3 separate regions of the Homo sapiens genome follow, and regions 2 and 3 are each linked to region 1. Evidence: chromatin contacts called from ENCODE Hi-C or POLR2A ChIA-PET data. All regions are on one chromosome and are shown on one strand. Each heading gives the region's core, a stretch centred on a gene start or an enhancer-like site at or near the end of the contact. The rest is flanking DNA. Distances are from core to core; before and after follow the strand shown. Region 1 holds the start of PIK3C2A (phosphatidylinositol-4-phosphate 3-kinase catalytic subunit type 2 alpha). Region 2 holds the start of ZDHHC13 (zDHHC palmitoyltransferase 13). Region 3 overlaps SAA2-SAA4 (SAA2-SAA4 readthrough).

The links. Hi-C counts contacts between places; a loop is a spot of excess contacts on that map. ChIA-PET counts read pairs that join two places held with the same protein, here RNA polymerase II (POLR2A). Pooled maps may share reads with other maps.
Region 2: a loop to region 1 is called in a map of B cell, with 8 times the contacts of the local background. The contact joins the promoter of ZDHHC13 here to the promoter of PIK3C2A in region 1. A Hi-C loop is called at or near these places in 1 of 168 maps with a recorded cell type or tissue (B cell), 1 of 37 single-sample maps with no recorded cell type and 5 of 50 pooled maps.
Region 3: a loop to region 1 is called in a map with no recorded cell type, with 5 times the contacts of the local background. The contact joins the enhancer-like site here to the promoter of PIK3C2A in region 1. A Hi-C loop is called at or near these places in 1 of 37 single-sample maps with no recorded cell type and 1 of 50 pooled maps. POLR2A ChIA-PET finds 5 or more read pairs at or near these places in 1 of 52 experiments (BJ).

What each region holds. Positions count from the first base shown.
Region 1 is chr11:17,206,128-17,210,229 of GRCh38, forward strand. PIK3C2A (phosphatidylinositol-4-phosphate 3-kinase catalytic subunit type 2 alpha) reads right to left here and starts at 1,859. Exons shown (of 33, transcript NM_002645.4): 1 at 1,721-1,859. RefSeq lists enhancers at 1,126-1,649, 1,650-2,172, 1,678-1,787 and silencers at 1,318-1,577, 1,928-2,007.
Region 2 is chr11:19,115,918-19,120,019 of GRCh38, forward strand. It overlaps ZDHHC13 (zDHHC palmitoyltransferase 13), which reads left to right and starts at 1,251. Exons shown (of 17, transcript NM_019028.3): 1 at 1,251-1,359. The coding sequence starts at 1,333. RefSeq lists silencers at 981-1,220, 1,271-1,350, 1,441-1,670.
Region 3 is chr11:18,227,857-18,231,958 of GRCh38, forward strand. SAA2-SAA4 (SAA2-SAA4 readthrough) reads right to left here. Exons shown (of 6, transcript NM_001199744.2): 6 at 3,499-3,808. The coding sequence ends at 3,646. It overlaps SAA4 (serum amyloid A4, constitutive), which reads right to left. Exons shown (of 4, transcript NM_006512.4): 4 at 3,499-3,808. The coding sequence ends at 3,646. Among named protein-coding and RNA genes, the nearest start is that of SAA4, 6.9 kb to the right of the region's middle. RefSeq lists a silencer at 1,525-1,574. Within about 2 kb of position 1,820, at least 2 of the 41 ENCODE cell types and tissues checked have a DNase peak (open chromatin) inside an H3K27ac peak, as active enhancers do.

The sequences.
Region 1 (4,102 bases), core at 609-3,108:
TGTAAAACCTGTGATGAAAACATTAAAACATGTTATTTGCAAAGAAAACTGCAGGAAACACGCATATAAAACACAAATAGCAAGACACTTTGATAAGAAAAAACCTACTTTAGAATGTATTAATTCAGCCAAAATTACGGAATTTATGGAAGAAACTCCATATGTGCTTTCTACCTACGTAAAATCACTTTTGAACTAAATCTGAGTTAACAAATAAAATCTCTCTATTCCCAGTTACATTGTTTTTCAGTATGTAACCACTGTCTTGATACTAAACAAATATCTTATATAAAAATAAAATCTGTATACTTCAACTAGGGTCCTTTCGTCTAATTTGCTGCTGTGAATAAGAGCACCATCCTGTCCAGATAAGGTTAGATCAAATTTAAAAAAAAAAAAAGCACCATTCTGCTGGGCATGGTAGACCAGCCTGGGCGACACAGTGAGACCCCATGTCAATTAAAAAAAAAAAAAAGAGCACCAACCCCAACTATGGCAGAGCTGCTAAAGGAGTCTCTTGTGGAGACTTGAACCACAAGCCAAGGAGGCAAAGGTACAAAGTCTCTCCTGGAATTAGTTCCTGGACTTCTGTGCAGCCTTCCCTCTTTCTACTATGTCTTCACCGTTCCCCTACAAACAGCTTTCTTCTTCTTGCATCTCTTATATGCTGTGGCCTTTGATGCTACAATAGATTTAAAAATTTTCCCAACAGAGCTTTTCTGCCTGAAACCCACCAGGAAAGATTTCAGGACATTCTTTAATAACTAATCTTGTTCAAAGAGGCAGGCCTCCTTCGTTTCACTTAATTCAAACCCCCACTGTTCAAAATAAGAATATAATTATAACCTCAATTTCTATCGGGCCAGTATAGGAAAAGAACTACAACAGGCTCTCTCTTCCACGTTATGTCCAGACTTTTTTCCTTAGTTTCTCCTTCCTCATTTCCCTCCTCAATCCCTCCTCCCCCAAAAAATAATTCCACAGCTAGAGAATGTCGTTTTTAAAGCCAGAAATTCAGTGAGGAAAATAAGTATGTGCCTTTTTCTTCAATTATTTATGATTCCTCCGTCACTCAGGAAGAGTTAAGCTAGTATTTTTTAATCTGACCGCTCTCTCAGAAGGATGATGCGCTAAATACACACTGAAAGAATAGTGTTCCCAAAGCAAGTGGATTCGCGGCTAAAGGCAACGCGGTGGGAGTGGGGGGTCCGGGAAGAAGAAAAAGTATCCTTGGCCCCCAGAGCCAGAGATGGGACAGGAGGTGAAAGAAGGGGCCGTCACTGAGAAGTACAACACACACACTCGCCAGAACTAACAATCTGCCAAGAAAATAGGACCGGCCACTGCGGCTCCAGCCCGGTCCCGCGGGACAAGGCGGGGGAGGGGGGCCGGCGGCCGGGGGGCCTGCCCTCCTTCTGTGGGACAAAACTAACTCCCTGGCGCACCTCCGCTCCCGAGAAGAGGGGCCTGGTGGGGACGCGGGCTCCTCGCACCTCCAGCGCAGCACTTGCTCACGGCCTGGGTGGAAGCAAGGCCCGGAGGGAGGGGGGAGTCGGGCTGGGCAACGCCAAGAGCACGGGATGGAGGGTCAGACGCGGGCACCCAAGGCACTGGGGGCCGCGACAAGAGACCCTTCCAGCCCGGGAACCCCGGGGCCCCTCTCCACCCTTGCAGAGCAGGACCCCGAATATCGTCCCCAGCCGCACCGACCGCTCCTCACCTCAAGCTGCCTGAGCCTCCGCCTCTACCACAACCTGAGCCGCCGAAGCCGCCACAGTCCGAGCCATTTTTCCCCTCAGCTGGCTCAGCCGCCGCCGAAAGCTTCGGCCGACTCCACAGCCAGCCAAGCGCAGCACGTCACTTCCGGACAGGGAAGCACCGCCTTCCCCGCCCGGACTTGTTGCGAATTGGCTGGCGCGGACGGCCTACCTGAGCTGGCGGGCGGGGCTTGGACGCTGCCGGGGTGGCGTGAGCAAGGGAGCTGGGGCGCTGGGGCGCACGGGCCCGGGGGACCAGGGTCTGGCTCTCTCCCGAGGAATGCTGAGCAGGCTCTGGACGCCTCTCCGTGCACACCCCAGACCTGGGGAGGGGAGCTCTCCGGACACCCCAGCTGGCCGCCCCTCGGGCCCTGAGTCCGAAGACCCGCTAAACAGGGCCCGGGCACTGAAGTACCCTATTGTTCTCATCCCCTCTCCCGGGACCCCGCACCCTCCTCCATCTAGGCTGAGGTTCCCAGATTTGTGTCTTGGCCCCTGGCGGCGCCGAGATTACTTTGTGATTGGAAGACTGAAAGGAACAGGCAAGACTTAAACTCGTCCACTCCAACCAGTATTTACCGAGGCCTCACGGTGGGTCAGGTGGTATACGGTGGGTAATTAGTAGCCTATCACGTGGTTTCTGTAAAATGCTTGATAGCACGTAAAACGCTTTCAGGTCGGCGTCTCGTTTCATCCTCACAACAGCCAGGTAAGGAAGATAACCCCCTGATAATAACTCACAGCCAGACGGCTCTTTCTACATTACAAAGTATTTTCACATGCAACCTCCATAATAATATATTCTTATTGAGAATTTAATGAGATTATGCTTGTAAAGCGTTTGGTCCTCACGTGTTAGATCTAAAAATTACGTAACCATGGGAAGATATAGGAAAATTATCCCCATTTACAGATGGGGCTTCTGGGGCACAAAGATGTTAAGGGGAGAGGAACGATTCCATAGCGTTTTACAACAAGATTGTCTTTTAAGCAGTAGGAGAAGGGGGTCCACACCATCCAGACGTTCACAATCTGATGTGGCAGACTGATTTAGGCTGCATTTCTCAGCCTAAACTAAAAATTATCAGCCTATATGATATACGCATAATTAGAAGGCTCTAAGAGAAGTTGAACTTTCAGCAAATAACTGGAAAGAAAGAAATTGGCCTGATTTGGCAGGGACGGGGGTTGGCGAAAGGGGGCTAGGGCAATGGGGAATGTGGAGTGGATGAATCCCTCATAGCGCTGTAATAAACATGCCTGCACCTCCGCAGGGATGGTAAAATTGGATGGAGTTTCTATTCTATGGGGAATTCTAGAAACAAATGTGATTATTTCTTACGGCTGTAGCTACTGGCTGTTGTACACCCCCCCCCCTTCCAACTCCTATCTTTCCCCCAACCCCGCCCCTCCTCTATGCACACACACTTCCAGGCAGGCTACACACTCTAGAAGAATGTCCCTTAGAAATCAACTTAGTTCCGCAGCATTGTTCTGCTTTATCTTCTGATCAAAGGAGGAATTTCTAAAATTGGCAGCAGCTCTTTCACAAGATTAAAAAGGGTGGGGAAAGTGATTTATCTCAGGGTAGCTTCCTAGCTTCTGCTCCAGATCTGAGTGTGCCTTCAGGAAAGAAGGAAGAGGCCTTGGGAGAACACTGAGTCTTCAGGAAAGAGTAACTATTTGTCTGTCTTTTTTTTTTCTTTTGTTTTCTTTCTTTCTTTCTTTCTTTCTTTCTTTCTTTCTTTTTCTTTCTTTCTTTTTCTTTCTCTTTCTTTATTCCTCTCTCCCTCTCTCTCTTTCTTCCTTTCTTTTTTTTTGATCCAGCGAGACAGACTGGATTTTTTCTTCTAATTTTTTTTTTTAATGAAACGTATTTCCCCTGAGTCTCAGCAGCAGAGGGCCCTGGTCCTTGAGTCACTTCCTTGTTGCAGTTCTGAATTCATTATTTTATTATAGCTTTTGAATGACTGATACATGGTAGGCTCTGATCAACCAAAAGGTTCCCAATAAGGTGAAGAGAAAGAAAAGGAGTTTGATAGTTTTCCAGATTCCAAAAAAATTAGCTTTCACAAGTTGCCAGGTGTCAAGAATCTGAACAGGTAACCCTCTCTCAGCATATCTCATCTGTCAGCAATGGCTTGTGAAGATGCATGTGTAAACAGTAGGAACACAGACTTCTGGGAGACAGTACAAACTGGTGCTGCTGTCATTTGGAACCAACTAGAACATAGCTGGCAACCATTTCTCCTGTTTCCTTTCTTCCACTGGCTTCACTTTTTTTTTTTTTTTTTTTGAGACAGAGTCTCATACTTGTTGCCCAGGCTGGAGTGCAATGGTGTGCT
Region 2 (4,102 bases), core at 1-2,500, 1.9 Mb after region 1:
AATGACACGCCTGTACATCCATCCATCCATCATTCATTAAAATTGTGCTGAGCATTTTCCATGTCCCAGTGCTGTGTTAGACACTGGGAGTTCAGAGATGGATCTGACATGGTTCCTATCCTCAAAGGGTTTGGGCTTTTGGGGGCAAGCCAGGGCTGACGTGCCCAAAGGACACAGACACTAAAGCAATAGTAATACATCTACGATTTTATTGTATCATAGCAATATTTTCCATGGAAAACCCAGCACTTTGTTGGATTTCTATTTATTTATTTTATGATTTAGTATTATTTTTATAAAATAAGGAAGTCATAATGTTTTCAGATCGTTTTCAAATTAGCTTCTAAAGGTCTTAATCTGGTTCCACTTGGCAACAGACACATCTAAGGAACCATTACAAAGAACTGTGTTAAGTGCTGGGCTAGAAAAACCCCAGTGTTTACTCGGGGCTGAAGTAGGAGAGCCCCACTGCCCCACTGGAACGCCCCAAGGGAAGGAGCCATCCCTAATGCTTGCTTCATAGACCTTCAAGCTGGACAGGGCTTAAATGCCAGCTCCTCCAGTGCCCTCCACAAAGGGTCGTGGAGGTCAGGGGGGAGGTGCACTTCAAGTGGGAGGCTCTCGCCCACTCCCCCTCTAGCCTGCGCCGTAGAACTCATTTTTTGTTTCATTTGAGGAAACAGAACCTCAGGCGGTAGAGGTGACTTGCCCAAGATCACGCAAATGGAGTGGAAAACATTTAAATAGCTAACATCTATTGATTCCTTTTTATATGTAACGCACGGGCTGAGGGGCTTTACATGCGTTTTCTCATTTAATCCTCCTGATAATTCCATGAAGTAGGTACCCTTATTTTCCTCATTTCACAGATGAGAAAATTGAGGTAAAATAAGAGACTTTCACAAGGTCATTTAGCAATTAAGTAGCCAAGTCCAGATTTGCTCTCAATAGATGGTGGTTGACGTTGGAATAACAGTCTGATCCTGACCCTGGACGCACATCTGGGGCCCGTGGCACCTGGGGCAGGGAGGGGCGCTCGGTCCTGGGCTGGGGCTGGGGGAGCGACCGGCACGGGCGGGCCGGGGGTGGAGCCTCTGGCGAGCTGTTCACAGCGGGCTTCCCAGGAGGTGAGAAAGTCCCGCCCCTAGCCGATGGAGGGCTGGGATTGGTTCTCCGGGACCGATTGACGGCTCAGGGCACGAGCGGGGACCGCAGCGGCGGAGGTGAGGGCGCCAGCAGGAAGTGGGAGAAGAGGCGACCCAAGGCGGGCTGGCGGGCTGGCGGCAGTCGCTACTTGCCTAGTAGCCTCAGCCGCTGTGGGCTCCTGGGGAGATGGAGGGGCCGGGGCTGGGCTCGCAGGTGAGTGCGGCCGGGCGGTGGCTGTCCTGGGGGCCGGGAGAGCGGCTGCAGCTGTGGAGGAAAGGATGGTGTGGGTGAGAGGCCGCTCGATGAGGGGGTTTCGGGAGCGGCGGGGCCTAGGTCTGGGAAGCGGGAGCCTGGAAACACCACGAACGATGCTGGAAATTGTCTCTGAGGCGACTGGGAAGAAAAGGCGAGGACTGAGGGGTGAGGGCCCGAGCCGGCCCCTCCAGCCTCCATCCCTGGCCAGGGCGCCCCCTGGGGCCGGTACCCGGAGCCCGGCGGGGACCTCTGTGGGCCTGGGGAGGGGACGATGGCCCTTCCCGGGAGAGGTGTCAGGTGACACACCTGATTCGGACCCGCCCGTCTTGACGTTGGCCCGGAGTCGGAGCGGTTCTGTTGATTTCTTTTTCAGCCCTGGCGTCTTAGCACCCGCCTTCACCCCACCCAGTCCAGTTTTCGCTCCTGTTTCCGCATCCTTGCTTACTCCTTGAAATAATTAAGGCTGCTTGTTTAGGATGGAGGAAAGGGGCGTGGAGAGGGGAGGTACACCACAGCGATCTGCAGAATCTCAAAGGACAATATTCCGTGGAGGAGGTGTTATATAAAAGCCAGACGGAGGTCCAAAGAAGCCAGGCGGGCCAGTCGGAGAAGTTACAGGAGGTAGATGTTGTCTCCAAGAAAACAAGATTTTTGTGCTTTTTGCTTATGGCCCTTTCCTAGTGCCTAGAGTACTGACTAGTATATTGTAGACGTTCACTTAATATTTATTGAATAAATGCAGAATTTCCAGGTTCAGCCAGTTTTAGTGAGTGCATAACCCATGTCAGATGCTTTCATATGCATTATTTTATTCCAGAATTGAAGCATCCTTAAGAAGATATTATCCCCATATACAGATGAGAACGAACACTAAAGCTGTCTTCAGCTGGAATCAGTTAGGCGGTAGATTCTCAGTTTGGGATGATTGGATTACCTGATCTCTAAAAACGTTTTTCCAGTCCCGAGAGTGTTCCTCATGCTTTCCCTTTCCCTTCTTTCAGCACGATCTTGTGTAGGTTTAAGTGAGGGACAAGATGTCTGGGGAAATGTCAAGGTGTTCTTATTGGTTATTCTTGAATTTTAACAGAAAAAAAATAGTTCTCAGGCAGACTGGATTTTACCAAAGGGTGTTGAATCTTCACATGGAAACAGCGCCTCATTCTTTTTCTCAGAGAGGCTCAAAGAAAAGTTGGTAGGAGTAACTATTATGTCTTAATTACTGCCACTCATTTACAGAAGGCTTCAAGTGCTTAAAGTTCACTCTCTCATGCTGAAGGGAAGATTAGCCTTGTCCCAGTTCCATGGCCTATAGAGAGGGAGAGAATGATTTGGTGGTTGAATTTAGTAGGGAAAGGTAGAGAGATCATTGTCGTTGTTAATAATAATTGCTCTTGTTCACTTTTTCAGTAATGTGAAGACCTCACCTATATATACTGCTTTGCAGTTTGCAAAATACTTCCCCATTTTTGATCCTCACTATAATCCTCTGAGGTGGGGAGAAATGATTATTCTGATTTTAGAAATGAGAACAGAGGCTCAGAAAACTGGAATCACTTGCTACAAGTCAAATAGCTGCTAAGTGATAGAGCCAAGACTTCAGTCGTTCATTCAGCAAATGTGTTTTGAATGTCTGCCAGGCACCGTTTTAGGTGCTGTGATAAATTAGTGAACAAAACAGACAAAAACATTACTGCTCTCATTGAATTTGGTTCTTTTGATTCCAAGATCGGTGCTGTTGGATTTTTGCCAGGATTTGCCTATACAATCAGGTCTGCAGTTTCCTTTCTGACCTCATCTTTTTTTTCTTTTTTCAGACAGAGTCTTGCTCTGTTGCCAGGCTGGAGTGCAGTGGCGCGATCTCGGCTCACTGCAATCTCCGCCTCCCGGGTTCATATGATTCCCCTGCCTCAGCCTGCCGAGTAGCTGGAACTATAGGTGCGGACCACCACACCCTGCTAATTTTTTGTATAGTAAGATGGGGTTTCACCATGTTGGCCAGGATGGTCTCGATCTCCTGACCTTGTGATCCGCCCGCCTCGGCCTCCCAAAATGCTGGCATTACAGGCGTGAGCCACCGCTCCCAGCCTGACCTCATCTTTTACTGTCTTGCTTGCCCGGTCATCCCCAGCCACACCAGCCTCAGAGTCTTTCATACTTACTTCTGGAATGCTCTTTCCTTGTGTGCCCACTTGGCTTATTCCCCCACCTCTTTAAAGTCTTGACACAAATGTCACCTCTGTGTGGCATTCTGTGACCCCCGTATTTAAAATTGCAAGCCTTTTCCATCATCAGCACTACCAGCAACACTCCCTGGCCTCCTTCCTTGCTTTAGATTTCTCCTCAGCATTTAACACCATTTAACGTACTTATTGGTCTTGTTTATTGTTTCTTTCTCCTCCACTGAATGTTAGTACTATAGGGACAGTGATTTTTGTCTGTTATGTTCACTGCTGTGTGCCTGGCATCTGGAACAATGCCTAGCACTGGTGAGTACTCTGTAAATACTTGTCAATGAATGAACTTGGAAACTAAACTCTGGTACTTCTGTTAATGAGAACTTTAATGACATGAGAACTTTTAATGAGTGTCACATATTTCTCTCTCACTCGCTCCTTCTCTCTCACTCTCTTTTTATTCGATAATCTGGCAGGATAATGCCTGTCATTGGAGTTTAAGTGTGGTTTTCTAAATCTTGATTTTG
Region 3 (4,102 bases), core at 570-3,069, 1.0 Mb after region 1:
GTCACCCCTCCCAGCACTCCCACTACAATCTAGCCAACAATAGCGGAGCAGGATGCTTTAAAACAGACATGATATTGGAGCTTGAAACGGGACTGCAGTGACCTTTAATAATCTAAATAATCGGCCAGCCGCGGTGGCTCACGCCTGTAATCCCAGCACTTTGGGAGGCCGAGGCAGTGGATCACGAGGTCAGGAGACTGAGACCATCCTGGCCCACATGGTGAAACCCCGTCTTTACTAAAAGTACAAAAATTAGCTGGGCGTGGTGGCAGGCGCCTGTAGTCCCAGCTACTTAGGAGGCTGAGGCACAAGAATCGCTAGAACCCAGGAGGCGGAGGTTGCAGTGAGCCGAGATTGTGCCACTGCACTCAAGCCTGGCAACAGGGCGAGACTTCATCTCAAAAAAAATAAAATAAATAAAATAAAATAAAATAAAATAAAATGGGGAGACTAGTTAGATGGCTACCGCAGTACCCCAGATGAGAAATGATGTAGCCAGGAGCATGAGGGTGTAAATGAGAGGAAGTCAATGGATTAGAGATGAACTTTGGAAGTTCACATCCAGCGGATTGAATGTGGGGGTAAAGTGAAGGGAAGCATCAACACATTCCCCTAACTGGTGTGAGGAACAGAGAGAATGGCCATGTCATTAACTGAAATGGAGAAACCTGGAGTGTGAAGAGTTCTGACGGGAAAACCCGAGTTCATTTTGGGACACGTTAAGTTTGAGATATCTGGAAGCCAGCTATGTAGATATGTCAAGTAGCCAGTTGGATGTACAAGCATGGAGCTCAGAAATGAGTTTTGCAGGGGGAGATATAATTTTAAAAGCCATCCACATATAAGTACTATTTAGACTTGTGAAAGAGAGCATAGAGAAATAAAGAATGGGGGCCCAGAGCCAAGTCTGAAGAACACAGAGTTTGGGGAGATAAAAAAAGTCCCAGCTAAGGAAATAAAGGAGAATTGAGGTAGAGGGTAATATTATGCTACTTAGAGCTGATGAAGGAAAGAGTAGTATTATGAAGCCAAGAGACCAAATATATCAGGAAGGAAGGGGAAGGCAACTGCGTTGAATGTTGCTCACAGAGCTACTGATATGAGAAAAGAGAGATGTTCATTGTTTTTGGCAGCATGGAGGTCAGTGGTGACAAAGGTATTTTGCTGAAGTTGTGGGGACAGAAACCAGGCTGGAGTGGGTTAACATATGATCAGAAGTGAAGAATCAGAAGGTGTGTAGATGGGCAATACTTTCAACAAGTTTGACTTATTAAGAGGAAGAAGACAATGTGCAAGAGTGAAGAGTAATGTGGGTTGAAGTGTAGGTTTTCAATGGGATAATCTAATTCAGAAAGCAACTACTGAGTGCCTGGACCCTGCTAGGCATTAAGCATGCAGTGATGAACAAGATATGGTGCCTGTTCTCAAACAAGTCAGACATTTCCCCAAGCATAAGGGCTCACCTGGCCATTTAAACCAAGTGCTGGAGATCCACGAAGAAGAAAGGGGTCTCCACTGCTGAACCTCTTGGCCTTGTTCAGTGTATCACAGGTTCTGAAGTCAGACAAACCAGCCTGCAGTCCTGGCTCTGCACCTGTTACATATGTGACCTTGGAGAAGGTCCTAAACACAAACCTCTCTAAACCTCAGTTTATCCAGCTGAGAACATCAAAGCCTTCTCTGCAGCTTAAATCAGATAAAGTATTTAAACTGTAGGGCACAGTCTTGCAATTGCAATTAAAAATGGCAGCTATTCTAATTACTATTTGCTGACTTCCCATACCCCAGCAAAATTTGGATTGCCACCAGTGTGTGCTTCTGTTGAGGCTCTTACTAAACTGTGTTGTCTATCTACATATCTCACTTCCCCTTTAGGACAGGAAGTAGAATTTTATTTGAACTAAAAGCCAACGAAATGCCGGCCAGGTGCAGTGGTTCAGGCCTACATTTTCAGACCCTTGGCCAGTTGAGCCCATGAGTTAGCCCAGCCCGGCCAACATGGTGAACCCCCTTTTTTATTAAAAACCCAAAAATTAGCCAGGTGTGGTGGCCCATGCCTGTAATCCCAGCTGCTCGGAAGGGTGAGGTGAAAAAATCCCCTGAACCCGGGAGGCGGAGGTTGAGTAACCCGAGATCACCCCATTGCACTCCAGCTTGTTTGACAAAGGGAGATTTTGTCAAAAAAAAAAAAAAAAAAAAAAAAAAAAAAGAGAATAAAGATAAGGAAAACCAACAGGAGAGTCATTCCTTAGGTAAAATGAGCGGGACAAATTAAAAATTGAGTCAGGGGAGGCACGGGTGTTGATAAGAGATAAATCAGAGTCGGCCAGGCAGAGGGGCTCAGGCCTGTAATCCCAGCACTTTGGGAGGCCAAGGCAGCAGATCATTTGAGGCCAGGAGTTTGACACCAGCCTGGCCAACATGGCGAAACCCCATCTCTACTAAAAACACAAAAATTAGCCGGGCATGGTGGTGCGCACCTGTGGTCCCAGCTACTCCAGAGGCTGAGGTGTGATAATTGCTTGAACCCAGGAGGCAGAGTTTGCAGTGAGCTGAGATCGTGCCACTGCACTCCAGCTTGGGCAACAGAGAAAGACTCTGTCTCAAAAAAAAAAAAAAAAAAAGAAAGAAAGAAAGAAACCAGAGTCCAAGATAGCAGTTTCTAGGATAGAACTCCTAGGATTAGGCTTCTCTAAGCAATGTACCTTGTTTTTATTGAGACAGGGTCTCACTCTGTCATACAAGCTGGAGTACAATGGAGTGATCATAGCTTACTACAGCCTTGACCTCCTGGGCTCAAGCAGTACTCTAGCCTCAGCCTCCCAAGTAGCTGGGAATACAGGCACATGCCATCATGTCTGGCTAATTTTTTTGGTTTTTAGTAAAGATGAGGTTTCACTATGTTGCCTAGCTGGTCTTGAACTCCTGGGCTCAAGCGATCCTCCTGCCTCAGCTTCCCAAAAGGCTAGGATTACAGGCATAAGCCACCACACTCAGCCCACAATGTACCTTCTCCATAAGGAAAGAGCTCACTGGGGGACAAGGCCTAGAGGCAGAGAGTGGACAGGATGCAATGAATTGGGCAGTACAAAGTCTGTATACAGAGAGGCCTGGAAACTGCAACAAAATAAACTGTGAGGCCCTGAAGAAGAAGTGGGAATTTGGGGGTAGAAGTCCAATCTGAGATACAGAGGAGACTGATGGAAGACTGCCCAGGGCTGTGCCAGAGCCATGACTCCAGCCACTCAGAAGCCCAGGATGATGGTCAGTGCTTTGCCGGCTTAGGCTTACTCAGGAGGGGAAGCTGGGGCCGAAAATGACCAGAGAAGCTTGGCTTGGGTCATGTGAGGAGCCTGCATAGTTACAGGCCAGCTGGGAGTCCTTGGTCCCCCTCAGTCACAGGCTCATCTGCCATGGTGCTGTTTATCTTCCATATGGCCTCAGATGACCATTCTTCCCAGAAAGTCTGCCTCAATGTTCCCAGTTTCCACCAACAAATTCAATTTGACAAACATTTATTGAACACCTCTAGGTGCCCTATACCAGTTCCTGGGGACACAAAGCTCAGTGACCCTGTGTCCCTGTCTGGGGGGAGAAGTGTGTGGCTCACAGCCCAGTTTCCCTGAGAGCAGAGGAGCAGGAAGCTCAGTATTTCTTAGGCAGGCCGTCAGGTCTGAAGCGGTCGGGGTCTTTGCCACTCCGGCCCCATTCCTCAGCTTTCTCGTTGGACTTCGAGTCCTCCAATACAGTGCTGCTGTTTCCAAATAAATAGCAGTCTATTAATCCCTGAAGATAGACCCTGGAACGGCTGCAACCCAAAGAAAGGAGACAGGAGATTAATCTCTTGACTCACCTGCTCACCTGAGACAGCTCCACCTGCTAACTCCCTCCTCTTCTCCCACCCAAGTAATGACTGAGAGGAGGCTGGAAAACTCAAGGAAAGGGGAAGAAAACTATCAATCTTCTTGGGCAAAGGCCTAAGTCTACTGATACTTGCGCTCTGCAACAGAGTGCTTTCCCTTTTTTTTTTTTTTTTTTTTTTTTGAGACAGGGTCTCATTCTGTTGCCCAGGCTGGAGTGCAGTGGCTCAATCATGGGTCAC